Regions from separate parts of the Homo sapiens genome. Here regions 1 and 2 are each linked to region 3. Evidence: chromatin loops called from intact Hi-C (ENCODE). Cell type or tissue: heart right ventricle. All regions are shown on one strand. Links, peaks and the distances in the headings refer to the core of each region. The heading gives the core; the rest is flanking DNA.

Region 1 (10,133 bases), core at 1,150-9,149, 200 kb after region 3:
CCTGTCGCTCCCGTTTCCCAGGAGACCCGGCCTGGTGTCCTCCCTGCCTCACAGCACGGCCCTATTAGAGGCTGGTCGGGAAAGAGAAAACCCATCAAGAATGGAAACATAACAAAGGCCCAAGCCTTTGGGTCTTTGAAGAAGGTACCAGAGGTGATTACAGCAGTTTTCTACTTCAAATGGCAGGAAAGTGCTCTGGTTCTCTCTCTCCCTCTCTCTCTCTCTGTGTGTGTGTGAGTGTGTGTATAACTTTTTTTTTTTCTGAAATGAGTATAAAGCAGAATTTCTCAAATTTCAAAATCATTATTCAGTGGATTGATGAGAGCATGGACTTTAGAATCAATTGAAAAACTCCCTGTGTCTTGGCTCTGTCTTTCACAAATGGTCTCACCCCAGGCAAAGGCAGGGAGGGGCATGGGAGGGACTGAGGTCTAGACACAGTTGTCTCATCTAAAGGGGGCAGCCTTTGAGCAGATCCAGACACCTGCCACCTGAGAGAGGGCTGCACAGCATGCCCCGATCTGCTAGTTCTTCCAGAGAAGCTAGAGATTTCAGATTTCTCTGTGAAATCTCCAAATTTTACAACATTGGCAACTAACCCATTCATTTTGTGCAGGCTCGAAGCACTGTGCCCACCAGTGCATCTGGCCTTTGGCCACCAGGGCTGCCTACCACAGTCATGCAGGTGCTCCTAGGACAAGGACTCCAGGCCCAGGCCCAGGGATGGCTGAACTCTTCTTTGGCCCTGCGACTTGCTGAGCCACGATAGCTCACATGGAAGGATGAATAAGAACCGGCAGTGTTTAGACAGGCATTCTTTGATTATGTAATCCCAGGAAGCGAAGAGAAGAAGGCTCAGTTACCTTGCATCAGAAGCAAAGAAGAATTCCACGGCCTTGTCGCCCACAGCATGCAGGCAGGCGGAGCTGTCCAGCCTCTTCATCCGTGTCTTACAGATATTCTTCACATTCTCCAGAGTGCCTAGCAAATGGAGGAATGGGTTGCAAATCCCACTGGGATGTTTTGTTTGCATAATATGCAGCAAGGAACCAATTTCCCCTCTGAATATGTGTGGGAGAAATTTGCAATTTTTAGCTTTGGCTGTGTCAGCCAAATCGTGTAAAAGATCCCCCAATAGCACAGTACCACTGCAAAAGCATTTAAATGGCTACAGTGTGAGAGGAATGCAAACAAAAACAAACCAAAGAAGCACTCACATCAAAGCCCAGTTGCCGTTATACAATGGCACTTTTGTGTATGTTTGACAATATACAAAATCATGATAAATTCATGTCCATGATAAAAAGCTTAAAAAAAATGGAGCCAAGTCTCAGTTGCACAAAAACCTTTTAGACCTGGAGCTGTGCGCCTGTTGGGTCTGGCTCAGAGTGGGGTTTCCTTGCCTCAGAGGGGAGCTGACTGTGCCAGAGCAGCTGCCGAGTCCTGCGACACCAGCAGCTGTGCTGTTCCGGTACTTCTTGAGAAACTTACACGTCCTGTATAAGATAGGGATCTGTTCTGTGGAGAGCTTGTATTTGCTCCGGACTCCGATGAGCAGGGGGCTGCCTCTCCTGTAGGGAGAAAGAGGCATCCCATTACCCATTGCCTTTGACGCCCAGTGCTGGGTGTCTGCCCAGCATCTGAGGTAGGATCCCCAAATCTAGCCCTTTCCCAGTGGTGGAGGATCCTGTTTAGGTCCCACAGGACGGACGCCTGGAGCACAGGATGGAAAGGCCAGCTCCTGAGTCCCAGGTCCCTGACTTGGCATCACCCACCTGCCCAGAAAGCTTGGTAACCTGTCTCACTCCCACCCTCCTAGGCCGGGCCTCCTCCAGTCCAGTCAAGTCCCCACATGTGACCAACCCACAAGGTTAGATGGCGGAGGCTGAGCGTTTGGCAGCAGAGGAGGCGCTGGTGGGGCACAGGGGCACTCTAGGTCTCCACCCAGCCTCGACGGCAGCGCATCCCTATAACAATAGGGCTCTGCACCCACCATCTGCCCAAAGACCCCCTGTTGTTCCTTCCCTTCCCCTAGCCCAGTTCTCTAGCATTAGTGGGCACTAGTCTGACTGACTTTTGTATATTCTCTACTTTGTAGGTGACATAAGGTGATTTCTTGGGTGGTTTTTTGTCTCTGCCAAAGTGACACCCCGTGGATGGAAGTTTAGAATCTTCACCCCGCACCAGGTAGACTTCATCATAAAGAGGACAATAACTGTCACAGGCAAAATCTCAGGGAGTCTGCAGCTGGCCAAGGTGAGGGGCCCTCACTCAGGCCTCCTGTCCCAGCGTCACTGTCTCAGCCACTGCAGCCCGGCTCTCTGAGCACCTCAGCAGGGGATCTTTAGGAAAGAGCTTTAGGATATTTCCTCTGATTCACAACTTCTAGTGGTGGACGTGATGAAGATCTCATGATTTGGCTGGGCGCACAGTGGCTCACGCCTGTAATCCCAGCACTTTGCGGGGCTGAAGCGCGCAGATCACGAGATCAGGAGTTTGACACCAGCCTGGCCAACATGGCGGAACCCTGTCTCTACTAAAAATACAAAAATTAGCTGGGCATGGTGGGGGGTGCCTGTAATCCCAGCTACTCTGGAGGCTGAGACAAGAGAATCACTTGAACCCGGGAGGCGGAGGTTGCAATGAGCCGAGATCGTGCCACTGCACTCCAGCTTGGGCGACAAAGCGAGACTCCATCTCTAAATAAATAAATAAATAAATAAATAAAAGGATCTCATGATTTAAATGATATCCTGATTCCAAAATCTAATCCTTTGCTCATTCTTATAAATTATAGCATGCAAATAAAATCTACCATAGGTGTGCACAGAAATAAGAGGCTCACTCTGGTAACACATGCGCTCTAAACCTGCGGTTCTTCAAAACCAGGCAGGTAAAAGTGCAGTAGTTACGAAAGGATGTGTGCCTTTCCCCTCTACACATTAATTTATTAATAAGAAGAAAACACCGACGAACACTGTAATAAGACAATTTAAGAGAGCTGTTTCAAACACATGAATTGGAATACAATCCAGTAACATTTTACCTTAGGTGATTTCTTGCTAACTTAGATCAATGAACTAATGAAGTGCTTGCTCATCGGCTTGAATCCAGTCCACATATATCCATAATCTGTTAGCCTGACTCAATGCAGTTCCTAAATTTTTCTTCAACAATAACAGACCTTGTTTTCCAGTCACGTTGGCCTGTTTGGACCCCACTTATGGCTTCTCAAAGCGGGGGACAAAGTCTGGGGCTTTGAGGAAGGTGCTATGAACACCTTGAATATTTTAATCATTTATTGTGTAAAGCAAATCTGAGACATAGTTCTGGGGCCAGTGGGGAACTAGCATAAATAGTTTATAATAATGGCAGTGAGAAAGTAGGTGGATATCTAATTTTCTTGGCAAATGACTCCCCCAAATTTTATTGCTGTAGGTTGAGCTCTGTGGTTTCTCTAGACCTTGAGACATATAATTCTCCCAAGACAACCCGAAGATTGTACTGCAGGTTATAGAGCCCTCAGTTATAGGCAATTTAGAAAAATAAAGCTTTATTGCTTCTTCACGCTGCCTTCTTCTGAGTTCATTTAAAATAGTAAATCATGATAAAATTGGATTTTAAAAAGGGCTTCTAAATTTGATAGGAACCAACTGGTATTTTATAATTCTATGAATTGAAGGAATTAAATTCCAAATGGCAAATTAGTTCCAGTTTTAGAAAAGGTTAAAAAAAATGATGATAAATTCCTGTTGTTTCCTGCTGAGATACTACGCCAGTCTGGAAGAGACAGCCTCACCCTCTCCGGCCGTCTCCCAGGCCACAGGTTCATTCCAGATGGCTCCCCTGGGGCTTCAGATGAAGCCCGCAGCCCACAGGGCACTGAGGCCATTTAGAGCCGGCCTCTGTCCGCCTCTCCACTCCCCACAGCCTTTGAGGCCCTGGAGCAGTGTCCATACCACCTTGCTCACCACTGTCTCCCATGCCTGGCACACAGCAGGTGTCAGTAAACACACACTGGGCCTAGAACGCCTCCGTCCCACCAATGCCCTTGCACCATGCCCCCACCTTGCCAACGGGGATCCTGGGAGGTCCCACTCCCTCTGGGCCCCTTGCCTTTGCTCATGCTGGTTCCTCTTCCCACTGCCTGCCTGGGGCTACCTGCCATTGCCCCCCTGCCAGGTAAGGTGATATCCTGTGCTGGGGCCGGGCACAGGGCATCACTATCCTCTGCCCTTCTCTGCCCTCCTGTACAACTGTTCAGCCCTTCAAGGCAGGGACCAGGTCAGATGTCACTAAGTCCCCAGGGCCCAGCACACAGTAAGTGCACAGTAAATATTAGTTGCATGGTTGGATGGATGATCAACCTATGTGAATATAAACAGGATGGCACTTAACCTGCTTCTGTAAATCCATGCAGCACTGGGGGCCCACCGTAACAGAGGGACACATTGGGGCAAGCAGGCTCTCTGAGCCGATTCCTGGCATGCTCCTTTGTGAAGGTGAAGCTTGAGCCCCGGGCCTTCAAGGCCTCTGCTGTACTGGATCCAAATCAATATTCACTTTGCTCCCTAGTTTCATGTTCATAATTTTGCTTTTTCTTAAAGGGGGGCCCACATTGTACAGGCTTCAAGCCCCACAAAACCTGGATCTGCCCTGTCTGTACGATTTTATTTATAACTGGAATTTGTTGCCCACCTCTAAAAATCTGTGGAGATTTCAAACACAAATCCAACTTTCTGGTTTCTTTTTTTTTTTTTTTAATTCAGAAGTGTAGCACCACCAGCCATGGAGATGGTGGGGCGCGGTCCCCGGGGCTGAGCCACAGTTGTTCTTTAGACACCACGAGCACCTTTCAGCGTGCCACAGGCCCTACCTCTCCCGTCTCCCTCCAGCTAAGTGATTTTATTTTCGTTCTTTCTTATGGGAAATGCCAGTGTGTTTTGCCTCACCGTGTGGCAACGGCTTCTCCTGGGTAGTGGACACTCTTGAAAACCAGCGCGAATGCACCTTCCTGAAAACACACAAACAGTGAGGGTCAACGCGTTCCAGCAGCCGCTGCTGCAGCCTGGCCACAGCCCAGGTGCGTCTCCCTGGGCCCCTCCTGATGGCGGGAGGTCCTGGGGTCCCTCGGGGAGCTGAGTGCAGAACAGCGCATCCGGGGTGACATCACGAGGGAAAGCAAAACAGACGGTGCCACGGGAAGTACCACAAACCAGAACATGTGAATTCCACGGTGAGCGATGTGCGGCTTGCCCAGGCCCACAGGGAGCCCGGCAGGGGTGCCAGCTGGGTAGACGGGGCAGTGAGAGTCACAGGAAATGATAGCTGGGACCAGGCTTCCCTGCCCTGCTCAGGGACAGCACCTACTCAGCAAGCCCCTGTGAAGTGCACTTTAGCTCAACACACGGTAGGGCCTGGGTTCAAATCCTGGCTCCACCCCTGCACTGGGCTCTCCCTTTAGCCTTCTTGGCGCCTCGTTCTCCTCATCGGTGAAGGAAGTGAGAACAGCGCCACCTGGCGGGGCTTCCGTGACGATGATAAGCTAATGCACTGAGCCTGGCATCCGGAGACCCAAGAGAAGCACAGGTTGTCATGACCGTTACTGCTATTATCCTTTCCATGGATACGACTGCCACCTGCCCTCTGGGCCTCAGCTGGTTGGTTTGTGCAAAGCCAGAACTAGAATCCAGCTCTCCTAACACAAGAGGCCAGATGGTTTTTTGACTTAAATTCTTGGTGTAAATTCTTCCCCCACGTCCTGACCATCCTGTACTAACTTACCGCAACCCTAGCAGAGCTCAGTTATATATAACCAGCTGCAAATCTGAATTTCCACAAGAAATCCTCCAAGTGTGGAAGCCACGGGCAGCCCCAGGCCCCGGGTGGTCAGCGTGTCGGGTCCAGGTTGCCAACTCAGCTACAGGGCCAGGAACCTGAGTCACCGTCCCCAGGCCTCATTGGGGCTTTCAAACTGCCCCAAACCAGGGGGCTTCAGGCAGACCCTGGTGCTTTTGTCAACAATAAAATAGGACTGAATGGAAAAACACTGCACGTTCTCTGCCAAAAAGAGCCCGGTACTGTCCCAGGTAGGAAAAGTCTTAAGTTTAAAAGTGTCATTATGAGAGAGGTATTTCTGAAATTTCAAAATAAAAATGGAAAAGAAGAAACAGCATGCTGTAATACCTAATTGGCTCACTGTACCTTATCCAGCACATTAAATGTGGGATAGGCTGTTTTTTATAAACACGTCCTCTAAATGATGGACCTCCAAAAACGGGAGTTAGAGGACAAAAAGGCTTCAACAGTAGACTTACTTTTTAAATCAGACTCTGAAAACACCTGCTCAAGAATGATGTATTTTACACTACAGGATGGTGCCTGCCAGATGTTCTGGACTCTGGGCCAGTGTCCAGGCTGCCACAGCCCTGGGGGAGCTACTGGGTGGCACTGCTGTCTGACAGGATGGGCTCTGAGAGGCCCGGACCCCTCTCGTCCTCCCGCACCCTGCATGGGCCTGTGTCTGCTCCACCTCCTCCTCAGTGTAGGGGCCTCCCCTTGGACAATACGCCCAGTGTGTGCTCCCTTCTCAGGGACTTCTTCTCCCTGGGCCCTGTCCTCTGGGATGTCCCCAATCTCTCTCCCTCTCTCCCTCTTTTGGGCCATTCCGTTCCACATACAGACATGCTGTGATATCACCTATCACAAAAACAGGCCAGGCACAGTGGCTCACGCCTGTAAATCCCAGCATTTTGGGAGGCCAAGGCAGGTGGATCACTTAAAGTCAGGAGTTCGAGACCAGCCTGGTCAACATAGTGAAACCCTGTCTCTACTAAAAGTACAAAAATTAGCCAGGTGTGGTGGTGCGTGCCTGTAGTCTCAGCTAACTCAGGAGGCTGAGGCAGGAGGACTGCCTGAACCTGGGAGGTGGAGGTTGCAGTGAGCCAAGATCACACCACTGCACTCCAGCCTGTGCAACAGAGTGAGACTCTGTCTCAAAAAAGAAAAACCTAGAAACACATCCTCGCTTGGTACCACAACTCTCTCTGCACACCACCACCAAGCTCACGTGTGCATCATAAAAAGCCACGGACTCTAATGCCAGTCACAATTTCAGAAGTGTCACGATGAAGCAGGGCACTTTCTATTTGATGTTGACTACCCAAACCACAGAACGTCTTCCAGTTCTACAAGAGTGTAACATCTTAAGGCCAGGCTCTGCAGATGGGCTGTCTTTTATCCCCAGGACTCTGTGCAAGTTTGTCTAACAAGGGCTTATAAAAAATGAAGGATTCCTTGGCACTTGCTGCTTGAAAAAAATGTTTTTAATGAAAGAATGAAGGAATGAGTTAGACAGATGGGATTTGTAACTCACCAACTGCTGAATGACTCTCTCGACCAACGTTGAAAACGTAATGTCCTCAGTTTCTCTGTTGTCGAACACATATTTAATCAGCTTGGCGATGGTCTCTGTATCTGTTTCTGACTCAAACTCGTAGCCTTTGCTTTCCTGGAATATGCAGTCGGCACAGTGTGAGAGATTGGTCATTGCACAATGCCTGCCTGGCCAACTCCCTCTCCTCCCTGGTGATCTGCCCTTGGAGTGACTTAAGTCAAGAACAGGGAAAACCGGGAAGGGGGGAAAAATGTTTGCCAGCATCACAGCCAAATACCTCTGAGTCACTCCCGGAGGCCCTGAGATCATCCCACCTCAGAAGCTCACCCTTGCCACTAATCTGGACATTGCAAAATAACAGCAGTCAAAATGATAAAATACGTTGAGTCAAACCCACCCACATCCCAACTAACACCACAGAGCCTTTCAAACTTCAGACAGTCACTGTCTGACTTTCCGTCCCAACTCCGCCGGTATACGAGTCGCTGTGTTATATAATGCAGACAGTTTAATAAAACGAAGCTCCTGTTATTTTGATTCTGGGAATCTGCAGTGGCCCTTGAGATAAACACTAATGCCCTGTTATCTCCTCAAACGAGATCTGCAGGGCCTGGCTCAGCCAAGGCAGAGGTTTCTTCTCAACACGGTGACGTGGCTGAGTGTGGGTCTCACTCAGTTCCCACACTGGTTTCCGCAAGGAAATGAGCTGGCTGGAAAGTTTCTGGGGAGACCAATCCCACCGGACTGAGACATCACCTAGGGGAAGCATCTTACCAGAAATTTCCTCAGATCTTTGTAATTTGTGATGATCCCATTGTGGATGACAACAAATTCTGAAAGAAAAGTTAAGAGAGAAATGCTATTGAGAAGGAGGTTCATGTCAGATGTGAAGAGAGATGATTTCAAGGCTTGAGAACTCTCTGCAAACTCCAGGCCTCAAGACTTCTGTTAAGCACACTTTGTTTACAGTGATTAGCACAGATGTTTACGGCAGCAACTACAGTGGAACCAGGGATTAGCACCAGGGATGTCTAGGGCAGCGGCTACTACAATGGGATCCGGAGGAAATACACATCCCTCTTTCAGTGACCAGCAGCCACCAGCCTGACCGTGCAGAGAGCTCTCCCCTGTGCGCTATTATAGTATCAAACAGGCTTTGGGGTTCATGTCCCACGGGGATGATGAGCCCTTCGTTCCAGAAGTGATTCCAGGCACTCTCAACTGGCTTTAGGCACAAAGAGGTCGCAAAGAACAGTCCAGCACCGTGCTGTGTTTGACCCACACTGTGTTGTAAAAATATTTGAGTTTTTAAAATTCTGAGTGTTCACTTTAAAATCCTGGTTTCCTTGGGGGAAAAATCCCAGAAGTTCTGGCATCCCCAGGCTCAGCCACATTCCTGCACAGCAGGATCTGCCAGCTGCAGCTTTTCCCACCTCCCCAGTTCCTGCCGCACAACCCAGCTCACGCGGGCGGCTTCCTGCACAGGTAGCACCCCGCTGATCCTGGCGGGGAGGTGGCGGGGGGGCGGGGGGAGCAGGGGGATGCGGGGGATGCGGTGAGGGATGTCTGCCTCCACCCCACTGCATTTTCTCAATGAATAGCCCGCATATGAGTGCCTTGAGGGAAAGATCCAAGGCCAGCCTGAGAATTTTTCTGGGCAAGTAGCTCCGTTTCCCTCTCCCCCTAGAGGACAGAAAGATTCCCTATTACCCTTGAGGTTCAATAATTCCACCAGGAGGTGTCTAGATGTGGGATACGCTTCATAAATATTGACTATTTTTTTCAAAGCATCACTGTGAAGTCTTATTTGTTTTTATTATTACCATTATTATTTTGAGACAGAATCTCACTCTGTTGCCCAGGCTGGAGTGCAGTGGCGTGACCTTGGCTCACCACGACTGCTGCCTCCCGGGTTCAAGCGATTCTCCTGCCTCAGCCTCCCAAGTAGCTGGAATTGCAGGTGCTCGCCACCACACCCGGCTAATTTTTGTATTTTTTTAGTAGAGACAGGGTTTCACCATGTTAGCCAGGCTGGTCTCGAACTCCTGACCTCAGGCGATCCACCCACCTTGGCCTCCCAAAGTGCTGGGATTATAGGCTTGAGCCACTGTGCCTGGTCTATTGACTATTTTTGATCCCTTCTTTGGATATCCAACTCAAGTTTTCCTTCAGTTCGGGAAAGATTTCTCCCACAGCATCTTTTGAAATCTTTTCCATTATTCTTTTTCTTTATTCTCACCATGATTTCCTCTATTTAAAAAAATTGTAGTGTTTGTTTTTGTGAGGTCACACCCAAAAATGGGAGGGCTTAAATAAGAAAAGCCCAGTTTCAACAGATGTGCTGACCACAGCTCAGCTTTATTTTTTATGTATTTATTTATTTATTTTTTACTGCTCTGTGCTCTGATCGCTTCTTGTGCACACCAGTTACCCATATGTTGGATCCATATTAACTGGCTCCACGTCCATCCCCTTCTCCATTTTTTTATATCTATGGTGATATTGTTTCTTTTTCTTTCTTTTTTTTTTTCTGAGATGGAGTCTCACTCTGTCGCCCAGGCTGGAGTGCAGTGGCGCGAGCTCGGCTCACTGCAAGCTCCGCCTCCCAGGTTCACGCCATTCTCCTGCCTCCGCCTCCCGAGTAGCTGGGACCACAGGCACCCGCCACCATGCCTGGCTAATTTTTTGTATTTTTAGTAGAGATGGGGTTTCACCGTGTTAGCCAGGATGGTCTCGA
Region 2 (10,133 bases), core at 1,231-9,230, 340 kb after region 3:
ATCAGTCCTCCCTGACCCATCCTCACAAGGTCAGTCCCTTGGTGACGTGGCTTTTGTCCCTTATTCGTAGAGATGTCCCACACACGCACTGCTGCCCACCCAGGCTGGAGAGAGGCCGTGGGGCTCAGCCATCTGTTCCCCAGACTCATAGGGCCTCAGGGTCAGACCTACAGAGGAAGGAATTGCTCCGAATGTAAACGGCTCCCAGGACAGTGATTCTCAGAGGGACCCTAAGCTCGCCAGCAGAGAACGGCACCCCAGTGGTGCCCAGGCCTCAATAGCACCCGAGTGCCAAGGGAGCTTCTGGAAGTCCCAGGTTCCTGGGCCTGGGAATGTGCATCCCCAGCCACCCCCTCCTGCTTTGGGAGAGTGGGATCACGTTTTTCCAGGCCCCACTTCATGGGGAGCCACAGCCACACTGCAGGAGCCACATAGCTCCTGCTGCCCCCTTGGTGGTTCACCAAGCTCCTGGGCTCCCCAGGCCAGGTGCGGGGTGGGAGCCTGCTCAGCCCCGGAGGCTGGCATATCCTGACAGCAGCTTCTTCCCAGGAGCCCAACCATGAGTGCCTGTGGAAATGAAGGATGCTCCAGGTGAGGCTAGGTCTCCTCAAGGAGGGAGAGTGTGGTCAGCTGAATGATGGCCCCAAAGACATCCAGTCCTAATCCCTGCAGCACACAACCGTTGCCTTCTGTGGCATGAAGGAGCTCTGCAGGTGTGATTAAGGTAAGGATTCTTTTTTTTTGAGACGGAGTCTTGCTCTGTCGCCCAGGCTGGGATGCAGTGGTGCAATCTCGGCTCACTGCAAGCTCCTCCTCCTCCCAAGTTCAAGCAATTGTTCTGCCTCAGCCTCCCAAGTAGCTGGGACTACAGGTGCCCACCACCATGCCCAGCTAATATTTGTATTTTTAGTAGAGACAGGGTTTCACCATGTTGGCCAGGAAGGTCTTGATCTCCTGACCTCATGATCCACCTGCCTCGGCCTCCCAAAGTGCTGGGTTTATAAGGCATGAGCCACCGCACCTGGCCTTGAGATGGAGTTTTGCTCTTGTCACCCAGGCTGGAGTTCAGTGGCATGATCTCGGCTCACTGCAACCTCCACCTCCTGGGTTCAAGTGATTCTCCTGCCTCAGCCTCCCAAGTAGCTGGGATTACAGGCACCTGCCAGCACACCCGGCTAATTTTTTGTATTTTTAGTAGAGACCAGGTTTCATCATGTTGAATAGGCTGGTCTCAAACTCCTGACCTCAGGTGATCCGCCCAACTTGGCCTCCCAAAGTGCTAGGATTACAGGCATGAGCCACCACGCCCAGCCAGGATTTTCTTTTTTCTTTTTGAGATGGAGTCTCGCTCTGTCGCCCAGGCTGGAGTGCAGTGGCACGATCTCGGCTCACTGCAAGCTCCGCCTCCCGGGTTCACACCATTCTCCTGCCTCAGCCTCCCGAGTAGCTGGGATTACAGGCACCCGCCACCATGCCCTGCTAAATTTTTTTTTTGTATTTTTAGTAGAGATGGGGTTTCACCTTGTTAGCCAGGATGGTCTCAATCTCCTGACCTCGTGATCCACCCGCCTCAGCCTCCCAAAGTGCTGGGATTACAGGCCCTGGCCAGGATTTTTTTTGAGATGGAGTCTCACTTCCTTGCCCAGGATGGAGTGCACTAGCACAATCTCGGCTCACTGCAAACTGCCTCCTGGGTTCAAGGGATTGTCCTGCTTCAGCCTCCCGAGCAACTGGGATTACAGGCATGCACCACAACTGGCTAATTTTTGTATTTTTTATTAAAGAGGGGGTTTCACCATGTTGGCCAGGCTGATCTCAAACTTCTGGCCTCAAGTGATCCACCCATCTCGGCCTCCCAAAATGCTGGGATTACAGGTGTGAGCCACTGCACCTGGCGAAGCTAAGGATCTTGGGATGGAAAGGTTGTCCTGGGTTAGCCAGGTGGGCCCTAAATGTAATCACAAGTGTCCTTACAAGAGAGAGGAAAAGAGACTACACACAGAAGAGAAGGTGGAAGAGAGATTACACACAGACGAGAATGCGACGTGACCAGGGAGGCAGAGACTGGAGGTTGTGGCCACAAGCCAAGGAATGCTGGCAGCCCTTAGGAGCTGGCAGAGGCCAGGAGCAGCTTCTCCTCTGGAGCCTCCAGAGGGAACCAGCCCCGCTGACACCTTGACTTTACCCCGTACAACTGACTTTAGACTTGTGGCCTCCAGAACTGTAGAGAATAAACTTGTGTTAGCCACCAGGTTTGTGGTAACTTGTTGCATCAGCCATGGGGCATCTCCTCCTCCTGGAAGCTGCAGCCTGGTGGAGAGGTCTAGCAGGGTCTGTGGGAGTCATCTGGGGTTCCAGTGCAAAGTCAGCAGCCCTGAAAGCTGCTCTTCTCTCTCTGCATGGGTTGCAGCCGCGTCTGCTCAGTGTGGTTTCAGTTCTCTGACAAACCAGGGCTTCCCAGCCTGCCCCAGAGCAGGCCTTGCGTGCTGATACAGCTGGGACCCCCTCTGCAGCCCAGGCCAGCCTGAGGGATTACTGAGAAGTCCAGGTGAGCTGGAGATGTGAGGTGGGGCTCACAGCTGGTGCCCAGCTTCCTCCAGCTCCAGCTCCTCCCACCCAGGCCCATCCTGCTGCTGCATCTTTCAGGGTCTCCACATCTGTCCCTAGACAGACCCTGTCCTTTCTGCAGCAGAGCGGGTAGAAATGGACCCTCATCGTGGGGTGGTCAGCCCCAGCACAGCCTGGGCAGGATGCTGGGCACCTGGTGTGAGGACCAGGCCTGCCTCCCGTTATCCTTGTGGGCTCTGGAGGGCAAGGTCAGAACTGGGTCTAACCCAGGTCCCACGCCCCCCACCTCACAGGGGTGAGCACAGGTCTGAGGTTTGTTGAACGAACAGCTCCTGCAGCCCCTGAGAAAGCTGGCTTCCTCTGGAAAGTATCAGGGCCATCTTCCCAGTCCCCCTCCTGTCTCCGGCCCACCCCCAGCTACAAATCCCAGCATTGGGTGGGAGGTGGAGGCTCTGGGATCTTGACTCTGGAAGACTCCCTGGCCCTTCCCAGCACCTGTCTTCTGGGCCTCAGCTCCCATCAACAACGTGGTCTTGGCTCAGGCCCCTGACTCTCCCTGCCCCCGCCCCACGCACCTCCAAGGCCACCCTCTGTCCACCCTGCCTCCACCTGGAGCCCCCCTGTGGCCGCCTGCTGCTGCACTCCATCAAGACATCACGCTCCGGCCTCAGACTGCTGGGCTCTGAGCCTCGCTGGACTCTTCTTGGAGGGGATGGAAACCCAGTGAAGATGGGATCTGGGATAAAGGACCATATGTGTAGATGCTGGGCATCCCTGGCCAGGGTCCCGTCCCCGACCCCAGGCCTGTGCCTCCCCCACTCCCCAACCTCCCCCAGTCAGCTGCAGTTCGTGTTGCCTTCACCCTCACAGGCTCCAGCACTTCTGACTTCCACACACCCAGCTCAATAAACCCAAAGTAAACATTCCCTCCAAAAGTCCCTGAATGGTGTCTGTCATCCTGGGTTGAACTCGTGCCCATCTCAGCAGCAGGAATTTTGACAGGGAAAGGAATGCTATGGGTCAGCCTTCAGGCCTTGGCCCCAGGCCTGTTGCAGGGCACAGAAGGGGCCATCTGGCTGGAACCCCATCTACTGAGAGAGGGACAGGAACGAGCCCTAAGGGAGCCACCATAAGAGGGAGTGGATACTCACCAAAGATGCCTATATCTGCTGCGTCTCCTGCAGGTGCCCCTAGCGAGAGGTGAAGCCAGCTGGACTTCCTGGGTCCAGTGGGGACTTGGAGAACTTTTCTGTCTTACGAGAGGATTGTAAAATGCACCAATCAGCACTCTGTAGCTAGGATTGTAAAATGCACCAATCAATGCTCTGTGGCTAGCCAGAGGTTTGTAAATGTGCCAATCAGTGCTCTGTAAAAATGCACCAATCCGTGCTTTGTGGCTAGCTGGAGGTTTGTAAAATGGACCAATCAGCAGTCTGTAAAATGGACCAATCAGTGCTCTGTAAAATGGACCAATCAGCAGGATGTGGGCAAGGACAAATAAAGGAATAAAAAAAGCTGGCCACCCACCCCACCCCTGGCCAGTAGTAGCAACTCCCTAGGGTCCTGTTCCACGGTGTGGAAGTTTCGTTGATTCCCTCTTCACAGTAAATCTTGCTGTTGCTCACTCTTTGGGTCTGTACCACCTTTGAGAGCTGTTAACACTCACCGTGAAGGGCTGCGGCTTCATTCTTGAAGTCAACGAGACCAGGAACCCACCGGAAGGAAGAAACTCCGGACACACCACCTTTAAGAGCTGTAACACTCACTGTGAAGGTCCGCAGCTTCATTCTTAAAGTCAGCGAGACTACAAACCCACCGGAAGGGACAAACTCCAGACACACTAGGTGCACCCCACCTCCCTGCTACTGACAGGATGCTCGCCCTGGCACTGGTGCTCCTGGCCACTGAGGGTGACGTGTGGTCCTCTCCGCCTTATGTAGCCTGCTGGCCGGCATCTGCCTCAGCCCCAGCATGATGGCCTCGGCCCTTTGTAGGAACCAGACTGATTCCTGCCAGGAAACCCCTTTCACCTTCCCCACCCAGAAATGACAGGGACAGACACCAGGGGAGTGAAGATACGTCTGCCACATAACACCCTGGAGAACCATGTGTCAGCCTCTGTAACCTCAGTTTCCTCATCTGCAAAATGACCTGCCTGGGCTCGGGGGAGGCTAAAAGGCCCTGTCCAAACGTGAGCTGGCCCACAGTCCTTCAGGCAGTTGTGGCACATGGCTGAGTTAAGAGAAGGTGCCTTGGATTGGGCTGTGTCCCCAGTTCAGTAGCTCCAGGCTGGACTTGTCCATGCTAACCAGATGGCCACCTGGTAACTTTCAGCGAAGTTCACCCCTCCAGGAAAGCCACCAGCACAGGGGACTCTGGGGCCTGTGGCTTGGGGCTCCGGCGTTGGGGGAGACCTGGCCAAAAGTGGCTCAGCCTAGGAGCTGCAGGTCTGGCAGGCACAGCACCTTCCCCCACAGCTACTGGCACCCTCTCACCAGATAACACCCGTTGAGAGCCCTGTGGCTGCGGACAGGCCTGCTCAAAGATGCCATTATGCAGAGTCCTCTCTGCCTTGCCTCTTTTTCCGGGCAGGGTGGCGGTGCAGCATTTTCCATGGCTGCCCAATACTCGGCTCAAGCTTCTGCATTCTGAGCTTCAGGCCTAACGCGCTTCCAAGGTTCCCAAACCTGTCCCTCAGCCACGCGCGGGCGCGGTGTGGTTGCTCCCAGGTATGCCTGCCTGACCCTGTCCAGAAAACGAGTGGTCTAGCACTCAGCCAGGCTTCCATTCTGTGTACGGGGAGCAGAGGAGGGGCTCACGGCAGCCCCCAAACACTGGGCACTTGGTCAGAAACAAAGGGGAGACCCTACACCCCACAAAGCATGAATCTGTAAAAGAAGTTTGAGGCCAGGCGCCGTGGCACACATCTGTAATCTCAACACTTTGGGAGGCCAAGGCGGGTGAATCCTTTGAGGCCAGGAGTCCAAGACCAGCCTGGCCAATATGGCGAAACCCCGTCTCTACTAAAAATATGAAATTAGCTGGGTGTAGTGGAGTGCATCTGTATTCCCAGCTACTCGGGAGGCTGAGGTGGGAGGATGGTTTGAGCCTGTGAGGCAGAGGTTGCAGTGAGCTGAGATTGTGCCACTGCACTCCAGCCTGGGTGACAAGAGCAAGATTCTGTCTCAAAAATAAAATTTTAAAAGTTCTGCAATTCTGCATAAAGATAAATGCTATTTGTTCCTGGGGGCTGGGGTCACCAGGGAGGCTTCCTGGAGGAGGAGGCAGGGCTGAGGAATGGATGGCAGCAGAGAGTATTTGTGGGTGAGGCTATGGTGCTGCTGGAGAGGCAGGGTGTGGCAGCTTGGGCTGGGGCCAGCAGTGAGCTTGGAATTCCCCAGGGCTTTCCAGAAGCCAGAAGGCCGGGGCGGAGTGGGTTGTCCAAGAGCTTGTCTTGTCCTCTTGCCCTGGCCACAGCCGGGAAGCCCTGGGCAGGCGCCCGTGGATAGCTGGCACGCTCAGCCTTTGGTGGAGAACTGAGGTGAGCTGGAAGGACTAATGGGAGGGAGGAGAGGTGTACTGGGGCCCCGGGGCAAGGCCCTGCTTTGCACTCAAGATAAGAATCCAGGGCTCTAAGGGGAGGTGGTGAGGGAGGGAGCCGCCCGTCCCGCCGTATTCAAGGAGAAAGACACATCTGGGGTCAAATTAGAGAGCTGGTGGGGACTGTTTTCTGGTGCTGAGTCAGCTCCAGGAGGTCCCCTCTTCCCCACTGGTCCAGAAAGTCTGAAGCAGGAAGGTGGAAAAACATTTCGTGCTCAGGGAGGAAACGTCTTCACCCCGGTTTACAGGTGAGGAAATGGGCTCAGAGCGTGGCTAAAGTCCCCCAAGGGCCAGGCAGGCAGGGCAGGTCGGGGTGCCCAGGGTTGCTGCCGCTGATTCTGGCCTGGGTGGAGGAGGGGCTGACGGCCTGTGCTGGGACAGGGACAATTGTGATTATTAGCCTGGAGGAAGGGGGGCTTGAAAGTCAGGAAGGCCACGGGAGTCGGGACAGAGAAGCTGCCGTGGCTTAAAAGTGTCCCCTAGAGTTCCTGCACTGGCAGCCTAGTCCCCAGTGCAATAGCACGGAGAGGTGGGACCTTTAAGAGGTGATGAGGTCACAAGGGCTGGGCCCTCCTGAGCCCATCAATGCTATCATCATGGGAGTGGGTTTGTTATCAAAGCGAGTTCGGTCCCTTCTTGGTCTGTCTCTGGAGCACACACACCCCGTCCTTCCACTTACTGCCACAGGATGACACGTCAGCAGGGCCCTCACCAGATGCTGGCCCCTTGATCTCAGACTTCCCGGCCTCCTGCGCTGCCAGCCTAATACACTTCTCTTCGTTGTAAATTACTCAGTCTGTGATATTCTGTGATAGCAACAGAAAACAGACGAAGACGCAGGCCAAGGTGAGCTCAGATGGGAATGGGGCCTGGTGTGAGTCAGGATGTGGACTGGCCCAGGGCACAGAGGTCAGGAGCAGGACATTGGGGCCAGAGCTCAGGGTTACCTGGACTCTGTCAGAGGCCTCTGGTTGGATCCAGCCTCACCACCCTGGTGTTTGAGGCCCTCTGCACTTCCATCCAGCTCCGGGCAGCCAGGTTGGTCTCTTTCATCTCCTGTGCACACACTTCAGTCTCATCTCTCACCCTTGACCCTGCCCAAAATAGTCTGTACTTACGAAGAGTCTGCCCCTCTTTCCAGCTTTATCTCAGGAAGGACCTTCAGGAAGCTTTTCCCAACCACTTCAGCCCCAGGGTCCTGAGATTTCTCTGGATTCCGGAACGCGCTGGCCGGTCACTCAACACCAGAGTGAATACACGTGTCTGTCTGGTCCCGCCGTCCTCACTGCAGGAAGCTGATAGTTGTGGGGAGAGATGGACAATAACCAGGGCGATGAGCAGATGCATTGCTGCAGCGTGGGTCCCTGGTGGGGGAATGGTGCTGAGAACGGGAATGACGCGCAAGGCCTCCCTGAGGTGGGGAGGTAGGGAAGGAGCCCACTACGGAGATCTGGGGGCACACGGGAAGTCCTGGGGCTGAAAAGAGCCGGCCTGGCTGGAGGCAGAAGGCCACGGGGGAGGCTGGTGCTGGTGCCACGGGGAGACACCCAGGCAGAGCTGGAGAGGTTGTGGCAGCAACACCGTCCTGGTGACAAGCCACCAGAGATGCCCACACGGAAGCATGTGGGAATGATTTGCATTTTGGGACAGTCCCTCTGACTGCGGTGGCTGGAGTAGATTGTAGAGGTCAGTGCTGGATCCTGGGACAGCCCTTTGTGTCGTCTGATTCAAGGTGATGTTCTTGGACCAGGGTGGTGGCAGTGGGAATGAAGAGAAGTGGATGGATTTGGGGTGCAGAATCAGTGAGGCTTGGGGATAAGGGGGACTGCTCAGGCTTCTGGCAGAAGCGAGCAGGTGTGGTGTGCAGTTCCCTGGGTTGGGGGGCGGGGGTTCCCAGCAGCAACCTGGGCTGCGGGAAGGTCGTGAGTGCTCCCGGGGACTGCAAGCCAGTGAAGGACTGCGTGGAGGCATCAGGTGGACAAGTTGTCACAAAGGCCAGGCAACTCTGAGGAAGGCCCTGGGCAGACAACACAAACCATGGAGTCAGAGGAGCTGAGCCCAAATCCACTCCGTCCATATCACGGCCATCTGGGCACTGTCAGTGCCACCCCACTTCCCAGAGAGATGTCATCTGCACTCAGGACTCCAGCCATCACAGGTGTGCCCCCAGCTCCCACTCCTGCACCTCCTGCAAGACCCTGCCCTCCCCTAGCTTCAGGCACATGCCCAGCTCCTCCCCAACACTGCACCTGGTAACCTCAGGCTCCCTCCAACTCTGGAGACTCCAGTGGAACTCAGATACCCCCCTCCCCACCGCCCCTGGCTTTCTCCTGCTCCTCCTCCTTCTCCATCCTCTACCATGGGTGATGTCATTGCTGCCCACTCATAACAGCGAGCATCTTAGTTGGTACTCTAGACCAGGGCTTTGCACACTCTAGACCAGGGCTTTGCACACACTAGACCAGGGCTTTGCACACTGTAGACCAGGGCTTTTGCACACTTCAAGGCATGCGTAAATCACCTGGAGGTCTTATTAAAATGCAGGTTCTCATTCAGCAAGCCTGGTAGGCCTAAGATTCTGGATTTCTTTCTCCTTTCTTCTCTATTTTTTTCCTTCTTTCCTTCCTTCCTTCCTTCCTTGCTTCCTTCCTCCCTCCCTCCCTTCTTCCTTTTTCCTTCTTCCTCCCTCCCTTTCTTTCTTTCTTTTCCTCTTTCTTTTCTATTTCTTTCTTTCTTTCTCCTCCCTCTCTCCCTCCTTTCTTTTCTTTTGGAGACAGGGTTTCACTATGTTACCCAGGCTGAACACAAACTCCTGGGATCAAGTGATCCTCCTGCTTCAGCCTCCTAAGTAGTTGGGGCTACAGACTGGATTTTGCATTTCTAAGAAACCCAGCTACTGCTGCTGCTGGCCCTTAACCACAGTTGCAGGGATGAGGCGTTTCTAGACCTGTCCCTCTCCTCCCCACCCCACACATCCTGGAAGCTTCTTGGGTCTTCCTCTCTTCCCTTCCTTCTACCACCTGAGCTCAGGTCCCGTCATCTCTGACCTGGATGGACTATGGCACCTCCTGGCACGCCTTCCTTTGCTTTAAGCTGCTGAGGGCTGTTCCGCGGTAGGCGTCACTTATCCAGTGGCGTTTCCCTGCAGCCTGCAGGGTCCAAGCCTCTCCTCAGCGCAGATGCTGTGCATGGATGGGGCGGGAGGATGTTCACAGAAGCGCCATGGAGGGACAGCCAAGATCAAAGCCAGGAAGTGGGCTCCATCAGGGGCTGTCCTATCAATCCCGGGGGCTCATTCACCCATGGAGGTCCCGTGCCAAAGCCAGGGAGAGCCAAGGGCAAGAACCCATTACTCCAGAGAGCACCCTTGCTTGGTGCTCTAGATAGCCGGTCTTAAGAGGCTGGGCACGGTGGTTCATGCTGGTAATCCCAGCACTTTGGGAGGCCAAGGTGGGAGGATCATTTGAGGCCAGGCGTTCAAGACCAGCCTCAGCAACATAGCAAGACCCCCATCTCTATGAAAAACAGCAGATCACAGATTTTCACAGTGTGGACTAAAACCACTTGCTAAAATATACGTTTTAGCCCCAACCCCGGAGATTCTGATTCTGTGTTCCTGGGGGAGCCATCAGTTTAAAAGAAAAAAACAAAACAAGCAAAAGCTAAGCAGGAGCTGCAGACACCCACCCGAGTCTGAGCCTGGCTGCGCTTCCCCACCGATGCCAATGGCACCACCTGGTGGTCATCATGTACATTACACCACCTTCCTGGAGGGGCGTCCTTGCACATGGTATAGGGTCGCTGCACACAGCATCTCTTCTAATTTTCCCAACTCTGCAAGAGAGATCCTCATCCCCGTTTCACTGATGGAGAAGCCGAGACTCAAAGAGGAGAGGTGACGTCTCTAAAACCCCACTTGTGGGAAGCGGAAGAGTCTGAACCCTAGCCCTGTTGTCTGTGCAATG
Region 3 (10,133 bases), core at 1,444-9,443:
CAGCATTCAGCTGTGAGTAACAGCACTGTTAGCCATGAGATCAATAGTAATCAATAATTTATATTAAATAATGTCTTTAAACATAAGCACACATAAAACAAGGTGATATATTGATCCGCTGGCAAAAGCCTTGTGATGAGAGTCTCACAGGAGCCTAACCTTGCATTTCCCCCCGGGAGCGATGGTTCTGTGCTCCCTCACTCGGTGCTGCAGCTGCTGGGAGTAATGGGCACCAGCTGTGTGTATGCATGCATCTATCATAACCATATATATTCCCATGCCTTGCTATGCGAACCTTTCCCTGTGCCATAACATATCCTTTGGAAAAAAAATTTTTAAATGGATTTAGAACTTTCCACTGTATAATATACCACCATTTAAAAGATGAAACTTAACCTAAATGTGTTTGTTAAAACTGCCAGGGTAGGCCAAGCGCAGTGGCTCACGCCTGTAATCGCAACACTTTGGGAGGCCAAGGTGGGTGGATCACCTGAGGTCAGGAGTTCAGGAACAGCCTGGTCAACATGATGAAACTCTGTCTCTACTAAATATACAAAAATTAGCTGGATGTGGTGGTGGGTGCCTGTAATCCCAGCTACTCAGGAGGCTGAGGCAGGAGAATCGCTTGAACCCGGGAGGCAGAGGTTGCAGTGAGCCGAGATTGTGCCACCGCACTCCAGCCTGGGAAACAAGAGCGAAACTTCATCTAAAAAAAAAAAAAAAAACTAAAACAAAAACAAAAAACAAAAAAAAATCCCCAAAAAACTGCCAGGGTAACTTTCAATAAATAGAGGGGAAGATGGAATGGGGGACCTATTCATCCAAAGGAAGCAAAGGAAGGAGGAAAAAGAAACAGATAAGGAAGATAACTATGTGGTACAACAGAAGATAGCAAGAACAAATTCTTATGGACTAGTGATTACAACACTGTAATTAACAAATGCAGCTGCTTGCCACTTTCAAGAGATACACTCCAAACACAAGGATATAAGTAAAAAAAAGAGAAAAATATATCTGATAAATATTACGTAACTATATTAACATTGAACAAAATAGACTTTAAGGCAACAAAAAAGACCCTGAGGCAAAAAGCTGTAGGAGAAATTGCATAATGATAAAAGGGTCAGCTCATCAGGGATATGTCACAAGTCTTAACTTGATTGCAGCTAGTAACATAGGTTCAATATATGGAGGCAAAAACAATCAGAAAGCTGAAGTTCTTTATCAGGAGAAGTTGAGTCCTACAGTCACATGGAAGATTTTAACACACATGACGGTAACTAGTAGCTTAGGGAGATTGAAAAAGAAAAACAAAACGCAACCCAGGATGAATATGAATCTCAGCAACACAATTTGAAGCAATAAACAAACACGGAAACTTGAACTTAACTACTTGAGAATACGCATTCTTTTCAAATGTTCAGAAACTTAAAAAATTTTTTGAAATAATCTATGTTTCAAAGATGAAATCATAATGGAATTAGAATGATAATGAAAATGTTAAAAAATAAAACTTGGAGGCTGTAAATAAAAATTTATGTAAAAAGAAATCAACCATCTTTCATGCTTTTATTAGAAAAGAAGGATAAAAACAAGCTGAACATCCAACATAAGAAACTAGAAAAAGAATAACAGTATAAATCCAAAGAAAGTAGATGGAAGGAAATAATAAAGAGTAGAGAAGAAAGAAATGAAATAGTAAAAAAAACTGCAATCTACAGAATCAACAAAGTCAAAAGATCTTTATTTGAAAACATTAATAAAATTGATGAACCTCGGATAAGATTGATAAAGAAACAAAGAGAGGTGTAAATAATCAAAATACTAGAGATGGATCAATGTAGATGTGAAGAAATTAAAAAGATACCTAGAGAATATTACAAATAATTGTATGTCTATAAATTTGGAAACTTAGGGGAAATGGCCAAATTCCTAGGAAAATATAAATTACAAAACAGACTAAAGAAGAAACATAAAACCTAAATAGTCCTAAAACCATTAAATTAATAACAAGAATAAACAACGAAACAAACAAACAAACAAGAATAACCTTGAATCAGTACACGAAAGTCATCCCTCAAAGAAAATACTCGGGAGGCTGAGGCAGGAGAATGGCATGAACCCAGGAGGCAGAGCTCGCAGTGAGCCGAGATAGCGCCACTGCACTCCAGCCTGGGCGACAGAGCGAGACTCTGTCTCAAAAAAAAAAAAAAGAAAAAGAAAATACCAAGCCTAGATGGTTCCACTGGCTAATTCTACAAAATGCTCCAAGAACAAGTAATTCCAGTCTTTCAGGAAGAATAGAGATCAGGGTAAGAGAAACAAAGACTACACAAGAACAGTATCAGAAGGGGAAATAACAGTTCAGTCTCACTGACGATTATAGTTGCAGAAATCCTAAAACATTAGCAAACCAAATCCAGGGAAGTGTGAAAAAGATAATGATTTCATTTATCCCAGTTTCGTTTATCTCAGAAATGCAAAGTTGGTTCAACATTGATTAAAAAAACAGCCTGGCGCAGTGGCTCACGCCTGTAATCCCAGCACTTTGGGAGGCCGAGGAGGGTGGATCACTTGAGGTCGGGAGTTCGGGAACAGCCTGACCAACATGGTGAAATCCTATCTCTACTAAAAATACAAAAATAGCTGAGCTTGGTGGTGGGCACCTGTAATCCTAGCTATTTGGAAGGCTGAGGCAGGAGAATCTCTTGAATCCAGGAGGCGGACGTTGTAGTGAGCGAAGATCGTGCTATTGCACTCCAGCCTGGGCAACAAGTGCAAAACTCCGTCTCAAACAACAACAGCAATAAAAAACTAGGCCAGGTGAGGTGGCTCACACCTGTAATCCCAGCACTTTGGGAAGCCAATGCAAGCAGATCTCTTGAGCTCAGGAGTTCTAGACCAGTCTGGGCAAACATGGAGAAACCCTGTCTCCACAAAAAATACCAAAATTAGCCAGGTATGGAGGCATGTGCCTGTAGTCCCAGCTACTTGGGGGGCTGAGGCAGGAGGATCACTTGAGCCCGGGAGGTTGAGGCTGCAGTGAGCTGTGTTCACATCACTGTACTCCAGCCTGGGAAAAAGAGCAAGACTCTGTCTCAAAAATACCAACAACAACAACAACAAAAAACCCAAAACAAACAAAAGAAACATTTATTTTAAAAACTAATATAAACAATCAGCTAACAGTTTAAAGGAGAAGAGAATATGTGAGTAACAGATCCAGAAAAAATAAATGAAATTTAACAACCATTCATGATGAGAATTCTGAGAAAACTAGGAAGGAACAGGATACTTCCTTAAGCTGATAATAGACATCTCAAGAAATCCTGTAGCAAACATCATACTCTATTGGGACAACACGTTAAAAGCATTCCTTTGAAAATCAGGATAAAATAAGGATGCCAGCTATCAATACTTCTATTTGACATTGTACCAGAGGTGCAAGTTAGCACAATAAGTTAGTCAGGCCGGGCGTGGTGGTTCATGCCTGTAATCCCAGCACTTTGGGAGTCCAAGGCGGGTGGATCACCTGAGGTCGGGAGTTCGAGACCAGCCTGACCAACATGGAGAACCCTTGTCTCTACTAAAAATACAAAATTAGCCAGGCGTGGTGGCGCATGCCTGTAATCCCAGCTACTCGGGAGGCTGAGGCAGGAGAATCGCTTGAACCCGGGAGGTGGAGGTTGCAATGAGCCGAGATCGCACCACTGCACTCCAGCCTGGGTGACAAAAGTGAGTGAGACTCCATCTCAAAAAAAAAAAGCTAATCTTAATTGCTAATATAAATATTGATAAATATAATCCATATAACCAAAAGTTAATTGGGGTCCTTAATAATTTTTAAGAGTATAAAGGGATCCTGAGCCTTTTGAGAACGGACACCCTACAGAAAGTGTGCACTCGTGTATACCAGCGGGTGTAAGAATGTCCACTGTGGGAATATTTATAACAGCAAAAAGCTGGACACACAAATGTTCATCTACAGTAGGGGGATAAAACAAATGTCATGTGTCGTCTTGATGTATTTCACAATAAAAAAGTAATATTTGGAAATGGCCCCAAACCAAACAAAAAATCTTACAAGAATCTCGGCCGGGCGCGGTAGCTCACGCCTGTAATCCCAGCACTTTGGGAGGCCGAGGCGGGCAGATCACAAGGTCAGGAGATCGAGACCATCATGGCTTACACGGTGAAACCCTGTCTCTACTAAAAATACAAAAAATTAGCCGGGTGTTGTGGTGGGCGCCTGTAGTCCCAGCTATTGGGGAGGCTGAGGCAGGAGAACGGTGTGAACCCGGGAGGCGGAGCTTGCAGTGAGCGGAGACCGCGCCCCTGCACTCCAGCCTGGGCGACAGAGTGAGATCCGTCTCAAAAAAAGAAAAAAAATCTCCCTCCCGTTCCTGCCTCCCAGCACCACAGTTGTTCCGAATTCCCAGAGCAGTCAGCATTCCTAGAGAGTGCTGACGGACACAGGCAACATACATGGTTTTGTGTTACCCTCTTTTTTTGTTACCCAAATGGTCACACACTCTCGCCCCTGCTCTTCCCTCTACCGTTTTCTCTCAGTGCCTGGAGGGATAGGTCTTGGAGGTTGTTCTGTCCACCTTATTCCCTTTCACAGCTGCACACCATTCTAGTTATAGACGTTTCATAATTTGTAATCCAGTCCCCATGGGTGACAAGGCAATCTGCCCCCAGTGTTTGGCCATAATAAACATTGTCTATCCCAAATATCTTCGTCCGTGCATGTTCGTGTACATGGGTGTGTATCTGTGGGATAAATTCGTAGGTATGGAAAATTGGGGTCAAGAAAGTCCATTTAGAGCGTCGATGCTAGTGCCAGTCTCCCCTCCAAAGTGGCTGCGCCAGCTTCACCCCAGCAGCCACGTGGAGTGTGTCTTCCACAATGTGTCTAACCTACTAGGTGATTTTTGCTTATCTGAGAAGTGAAAAATGCAATCTCATAGTTTGTACTTTTATTAGGTGTGAGGGCAGAAGGCACAATGTTTGCAATTCTGGCTTGGATTTAGCCCGTGGGAGGCACCGGCACCCTGCTGGTTGGGCTCCCAGAAGGGCGGGATCGAAATCCGGGTGCGTGGGCTGTGTCCTGAGCACCGGGACCCAGGAGTTCCCTTACCCATCCCGGGCAGCGGGCAGCAACCCGCGCTTCCCCGCGTGGCCGCTGGAGGGCACCGGCGCCCACCGAAACGCACCGGGAAGGCGCACGGGGTCCCGGAGCGCGCCAGGGGGCCCTCCACCCTCCTCCCTGCCCAGGGTCCTGGCCCACCCGAGCAGCGCGGCCCACGGCCTGGTTCCTGGCCCACTCCTCCTCCCTCGCTGGGTGGGTGACCCCCACGTCCCGCACGTCCAGGCTTTCCGGGGACTCGGGACTCGGTTGTCGTGGTGCGCCCCCGAGCTGGAGGGGCGTGGCGGAGTGGGCAGGGCCCCCCGAGCCCACCTGTCCCACTCTGGGCCACTCCAGCGCTCGCCCAGAGAAGGCTCGCGGGCTCCCCGGAGAGCGGCCAGTCACTGGGTGAGGCTCACTTTTGGGACAGCCCGTAAGAGCCTCCTACCTTTGTGCTGGCCAGAGGGTCCTTGTTCACAAAGGCCTGGACAAACTCCTCAGGCCCGATGTGCCGCAGCCGCTCCTGCAGGGAAGGGTGAAGAGTGGGTAAAAGAGGGAAGGTATGGGGAGGGGGTGTCCACTGGGGGGCCTGCCGTGGTGCCCCAGCCCCTAGTCCTCCTCACAACAGTCACTCTGCAACTGCCCTCCCCACTGGGGCTTGGAGACCCTGTTTTAGGTTGTCACAGAGCTCAGCGCCTTCCCTGGAGGAGGCAGCCCCTCCTTTCCCGGTTCATGGGGGCAGGGAGCAATGCTATGAGGCGTGACGCCCAGGGAAGCCAGGCTCCACGCTGGGTAACTGAAGTGGCCTGCTTCCTCTGCGGGGTGGAGGGGCTGGTGGCTAGGAGCATGGCATCTGGGTCAGAATCAAACCCTGGCTCTGTCCCTTCTGCTGTGTGACTTTGGCAAGTCGCTTCACCTTTCTGGGCCTTAGTTTCCTCTGTGTACAGGGCCTGCCTGGCCAGGTGATGGAGACATGAGCGAGCGCACGGGAGCGCGCTGAAGAGTGCCTGGAGAGCAGGGAGGTCGCCATCAACCCTCAGTCTCAAAGGGAAGAACCCGCCCCAGCCTCCCTCTCCCTGGGGTGGGCCCTTGGCCTCTGCATCCACAAGGGGCCCAGTGCATGCTCGAGGCTAGGCCAGGGCCTCCTTCACAAGCTTGTGGGGCTGCTCTGGGAAGCCAGGGAGGGCACAGTGTATCTGTGTGTGTCCTGCTGAATCCCGGGTGAGGAAGGTGGTTTGGGCCGGCTTACCAGTTCCACGTGGGTCAGCTGCTGGGCCAGTGTGTAGGGGTCGCTGCAGACACCAAGGAGCTCCCTGTGGATGGAGGCTGGTGGCTTGGTCCTGTAGGAGATGGGCTTGTCGGCACCCACCAGACCTTCTGGCCCCTGGCGCAGAGCCGCCAGCTTCTGGTGCAGAGCCTGTAGGAGCTGATGCATCCTCTTCCGGTATGCCTGGTGGGTGGAAAGAAGGGCGCTCAGGACTGAACACTCATCTCTGCATCTCTAACACTGGAACCAGGCAGCCACCTGGGCTCCAAAGGGAGGGTCTTTTCCTCAGGGTCTCTGGAGAAAAGGCCAGGTACCAGCGCAGGGGCCAGGACCTGCCCCTACCCTGAAACAGGACCCAATCCCGGCCAGGGTGGGGCCACCTGGCAAGGGATCTGGGGTGAAGGCTGCAGGGCTTCCCATCTGTGGGTGGGAGCCAAGAGGAGCACACATCAGGGAGGGTGACGGGGGCCGGGGGCAGCTGTCTGGGGCAGTGGGGTAGAGTGGGGTGGGCACGGCCAGGAAGCCAGAGAAAGGGAGAGAGGCGGGAGACATGGCATGGGCCCTGCCCTGGGCAGACGACTGGCATTTGGCTTGGCTTTAATGGGGCCTCTGTTATCTCCCAGGCCCAGCTCGGCCTTCCCCGACCAGCTGTGCTGTTGTCTGGGAGAGAGACAGGAGGTCAGTGGAAGGGCCAGGGCCCACGGGGGACTGACTGTGCCCCCCAGGGCTGGCAGTGGCTGCGCCCCACTCCCCATCTTCCCAGCACTCAGATGAAGCCCTGGGAGGCAGTGTGCCGACCACAGTTTTGGACACAGCCTTCCTTAGAGGGGTCGTTCCTTCCATGGGCAACAGATAGAAGAGTCGGACAACTGCCCGGCTAACCAGTGGGCGCCTTCTGCACCTGGCCCGTGCTCTGAGAGTTAGGCTTAGGGTTAAGCCACGTCCTGTCCCATTCCTCCCATCTGAGGCTCTGCCACAGCTGCCCACTGCCATAGGAGTGCCAGACGACTCCCAACCCCGCCACCAGAGCACAGGGCTCCAGCGTCCTCAGACAGTAGCAGCACCCCAGGGCCCTGGCTGAGGCCCCCCCAGAGCAATCGGAGCCCCCAGACCCTCACAGCCAGCATGCAGATGCCACACCTGCCCACCGCTCACTGCAGGCTCTGTGTGTCTCAAAATCGCATGAAGGAAAACTCCCTGCAATCTCTGAAGTGACCTGATGATGCCGACTGCCACCCTTCGTTATTTCCCGAGGCCTCTGGGAGCAGCAGCCTGTCCAGTCAAGGTGCGCCATCGCTGGGGACCAGGCTCCAGCTCCCACCACTGCCTCTGCCAGTGCCCAGGCCGGCTCCTGGCTGTAGGGGGTTGCATCTCACTCTGAGTTAGACCAAACCCCTTGAGGACATGAGGATGTCTACCTTAACAAACCCAGCCAGTCTGATGGCACTTCCTTGGAAATAGGGGTTTCCGAGGGGAAATAATTAGGTTTTCCTTGACGGTGGGAGAGGAGGTGCCCCTGAGGGGTGGCCACGGCCTTTCATCCCTGTACCCAGCCCATGATGTGGCCCAAAGCAAGAGCCCGTGCGTCTGAGCTGGCTGGTGGGGGTGAGCACTTACTGCGCACCCACTGTGTGCCCAGAGCAGGGCTGGGCTCTCATAGCACAGCGGCGGCAGCACAGACCTTGCAGCCCTGTGGAGCTGTTATTCTAGTGTGGGAGGAAATGACCCCATTGTCTCGACGGTGGTCCTATCAAAGAAGTCGCATAGGGTGACCTGGATGAGTACTGTTGGGAGCAGAGGCCAGGGAAACTAGGCTCCACGCTGGGTAATTGAAGTGGCCTGCTTCCTCTGCGGGGTAGGGGGCAGGGGGCCCATGGAAGGAACGACCCCTCTCAGGAAGGCTGTGTCCAAAACTGTGGTCGGCACACTGCCTCCCAGGGCTTCATCTGAGTGCTGGGAAGATGGGGAGTGGGGCGCAGCCACTGCCAGCCTTGAGGGGCACGGTCAGTCCCCTGTGGGCCCTGGCCCTTCCACGGACCTCCTGTCTCTCTCCCAGGCAAAGCCAGAGTCCCACGAGTGGCTACACCTGCTGTTTCGTCTCCTCACCCCCACTCACTCCTGAATCACTTCACCTGGCTGCCACTCCCATCAGTCAATTCGTTGGGCCCTCCTGTCACCAAAGCCAGTGGCCGTTTCTCAGGCTGCGTCTTCCTTGGCCACCTCCGCCTCAGCCTCCTGGTTGCTCCTGCCTTGGGCTGTCTGCAGGCTTGCCTGTGTTCACTGTCGTGAGATGCTGGGGTTCGGGGTTCTTCCTGCTCTGTCTAGGCCTCTCTTCTCACTCTTACTTAGCTCCTGGCTGTTCTGCTTCACACCTGCAGTCTCCCTCTGATCTCCAGAGTCATATGGGCGGCGGTCCGTCATATGGCCCATGGTCCTCTGTTTGCCCAGCACAGCAAATGGAGGTCGACTCTCCTTGTCCAAAGCTGGTATTCCCAGTGTTGGTGGATAGCGCGTCGGCCACCAGACACACAGGCTTGGTGCCATCCTCGACCCCGCCCTCTCCCTCATGCCCCTCTAGGCCATCACCACCCCTCTCTAGTTCATTTTCTTCTATTTCTGCGCATCCCACCACTGTCTCTGGAGCCCAGGCCACTGTCATCTCTCTGCTGCACTGGCCTTCTTAATGCCCCCAATGCATCCACGCCGGTTTCTCTCCACCCTGCAGCCACAGAGGTCTGTTCAAAATGCAAATCTGATCGCTGCCTCCCTGTTCCTGAAAATGCCTCCATGGCTTGTGCAAAGATAGGAGCCCTGGCGTGACTCTGAGGCTCCGAGGTCAGCTCTGGCCAGGCTTGGTGGCCTCTATGCGCCCTTGCTCCCCTTCTGTGCTCTGGACACAGGTCACTCCTCCGCCCCTTTGACTCCTTCCCACCCTCCCCATGTCCCCACTCCCCATGTCCCCGGCAGGATCTGGACAGCTTTCTCCCTTCTGGCACGTTCTCCTCATCCACTGGACCGAAGCTCAAGTGCTGTTTCCCCAGATGGGCCATTGGTGTTCAGTGCTGTGAGCCCTTCTGCCACACCACTTTTAGAGCTGTCAGGGAAATGATTCTGTTCACGTGCATCTCCTCTCCCTGGACCACAAGCTCCACACAGCCAACTGCGGGCTGCCCTGTGTTCATGAAGGGCCGTAGCTGGCTCACAGGAGGTGTCCACCAGCGTCTGCTGAATGCGTGGATAAACACCGCCTTCACCTGCTGACAGTCAGACGCTCTCTCCAGCAGGGTGTCAGGGCGGACTGCAGGCCCGTGCCAAAATCAAGGCTGCAGGGTGTCTGTGCCTACCCCTTGATAGGGCCACGAGATTGCCTTATTTTTTAAAAACACAGATACTTTAGCAAGATTTGTTACTGTTGAATGAACCAATATTCATTCCAAATAATCATCCTTTCCTGCTTGCTAATTTATTTCGATTTTTCCAGTGATGTTAGGTTCTAGCTTGTTTGTTCTTTCCTGACTCTTCTATGCCCCCTCTGAGTGTGGTTATGCTATCTGCCCTGCTCCTTGGCCTCCTCTCATTTTCTCACTGATTTCTCCACACTCGTGGATAGGAGCTTGGAGATCTCGCTGGTAGATAAGGGCAGGGCCAGAGACCTGAACCACCGAGCATGTCAAGGCATCCCCTCGTCACTATCGTGGGTCCATGTTTATGAAGCACCAGGCCGTGCTGGGGTGGAGC

What was found. Peaks named below come from ENCODE experiments on the same cell type or tissue, not always from the same donor. Only the 100,000 strongest peaks of a DNase experiment are listed, where the experiment ranks them.
Region 1: it touches region 3 in a loop (9-fold over the local background); 48 of 110 quality-filtered maps call a loop at or near these places.
Region 2: it touches region 3 in a loop (3.0-fold over the local background); 47 of 110 quality-filtered maps call a loop at or near these places.

Annotation. Positions count from the first base shown.
Region 1 is chr5:180,323,325-180,333,457 of GRCh38, forward strand. GFPT2 (glutamine-fructose-6-phosphate transaminase 2) reads right to left here. Exons shown (of 19, transcript NM_005110.4): 5 at 8,171-8,229; 6 at 7,376-7,510; 7 at 4,953-5,014; 8 at 1,492-1,571; 9 at 864-981. Among named protein-coding and RNA genes, the nearest start is that of GFPT2, 25 kb to the right of the region's middle. RefSeq lists enhancers at 1-490, 5,525-6,514, 6,515-7,502, 8,493-9,480. In heart right ventricle, for the core only: CTCF peaks have their summits at 5,527 (motif pointing left) and 5,726; DNase peaks (open chromatin) are centred at 5,517 and 7,587; H3K27ac peaks cover 2,908 bases; H3K27me3 peaks cover 730 bases.
Region 2 is chr5:180,461,256-180,471,388 of GRCh38, forward strand. It overlaps LOC124901153 (a long non-coding RNA gene), which reads right to left and starts at 4,041. Exons shown (of 2, transcript XR_007059087.1): 1 at 3,720-4,041; 2 at 1,761-3,304. LOC102725231 (a long non-coding RNA gene) reads left to right here and starts at 5,978. Exons shown (of 4, transcript XR_941323.2): 1 at 5,978-6,109; 2 at 6,347-6,416; 3 at 6,856-7,014. RefSeq lists enhancers at 5,808-7,007, 9,809-10,008. In heart right ventricle, for the core only: no CTCF peak of the experiment used is centred there; a DNase peak (open chromatin) is centred at 5,998; H3K27me3 peaks cover 806 bases.
Region 3 is chr5:180,122,033-180,132,165 of GRCh38, forward strand. It overlaps RASGEF1C (RasGEF domain family member 1C), which reads right to left. Exons shown (of 14, transcript NM_175062.4): 5 at 6,378-6,578; 6 at 5,577-5,651. Among named protein-coding and RNA genes, the nearest start is that of RNF130, 55 kb to the left of the region's middle. RefSeq lists silencers at 4,577-4,871, 5,098-5,147, 5,218-5,287. In heart right ventricle, for the core only: CTCF peaks have their summits at 5,187 (motif pointing right) and 5,387; a DNase peak (open chromatin) is centred at 5,249; H3K27me3 peaks cover 2,104 bases.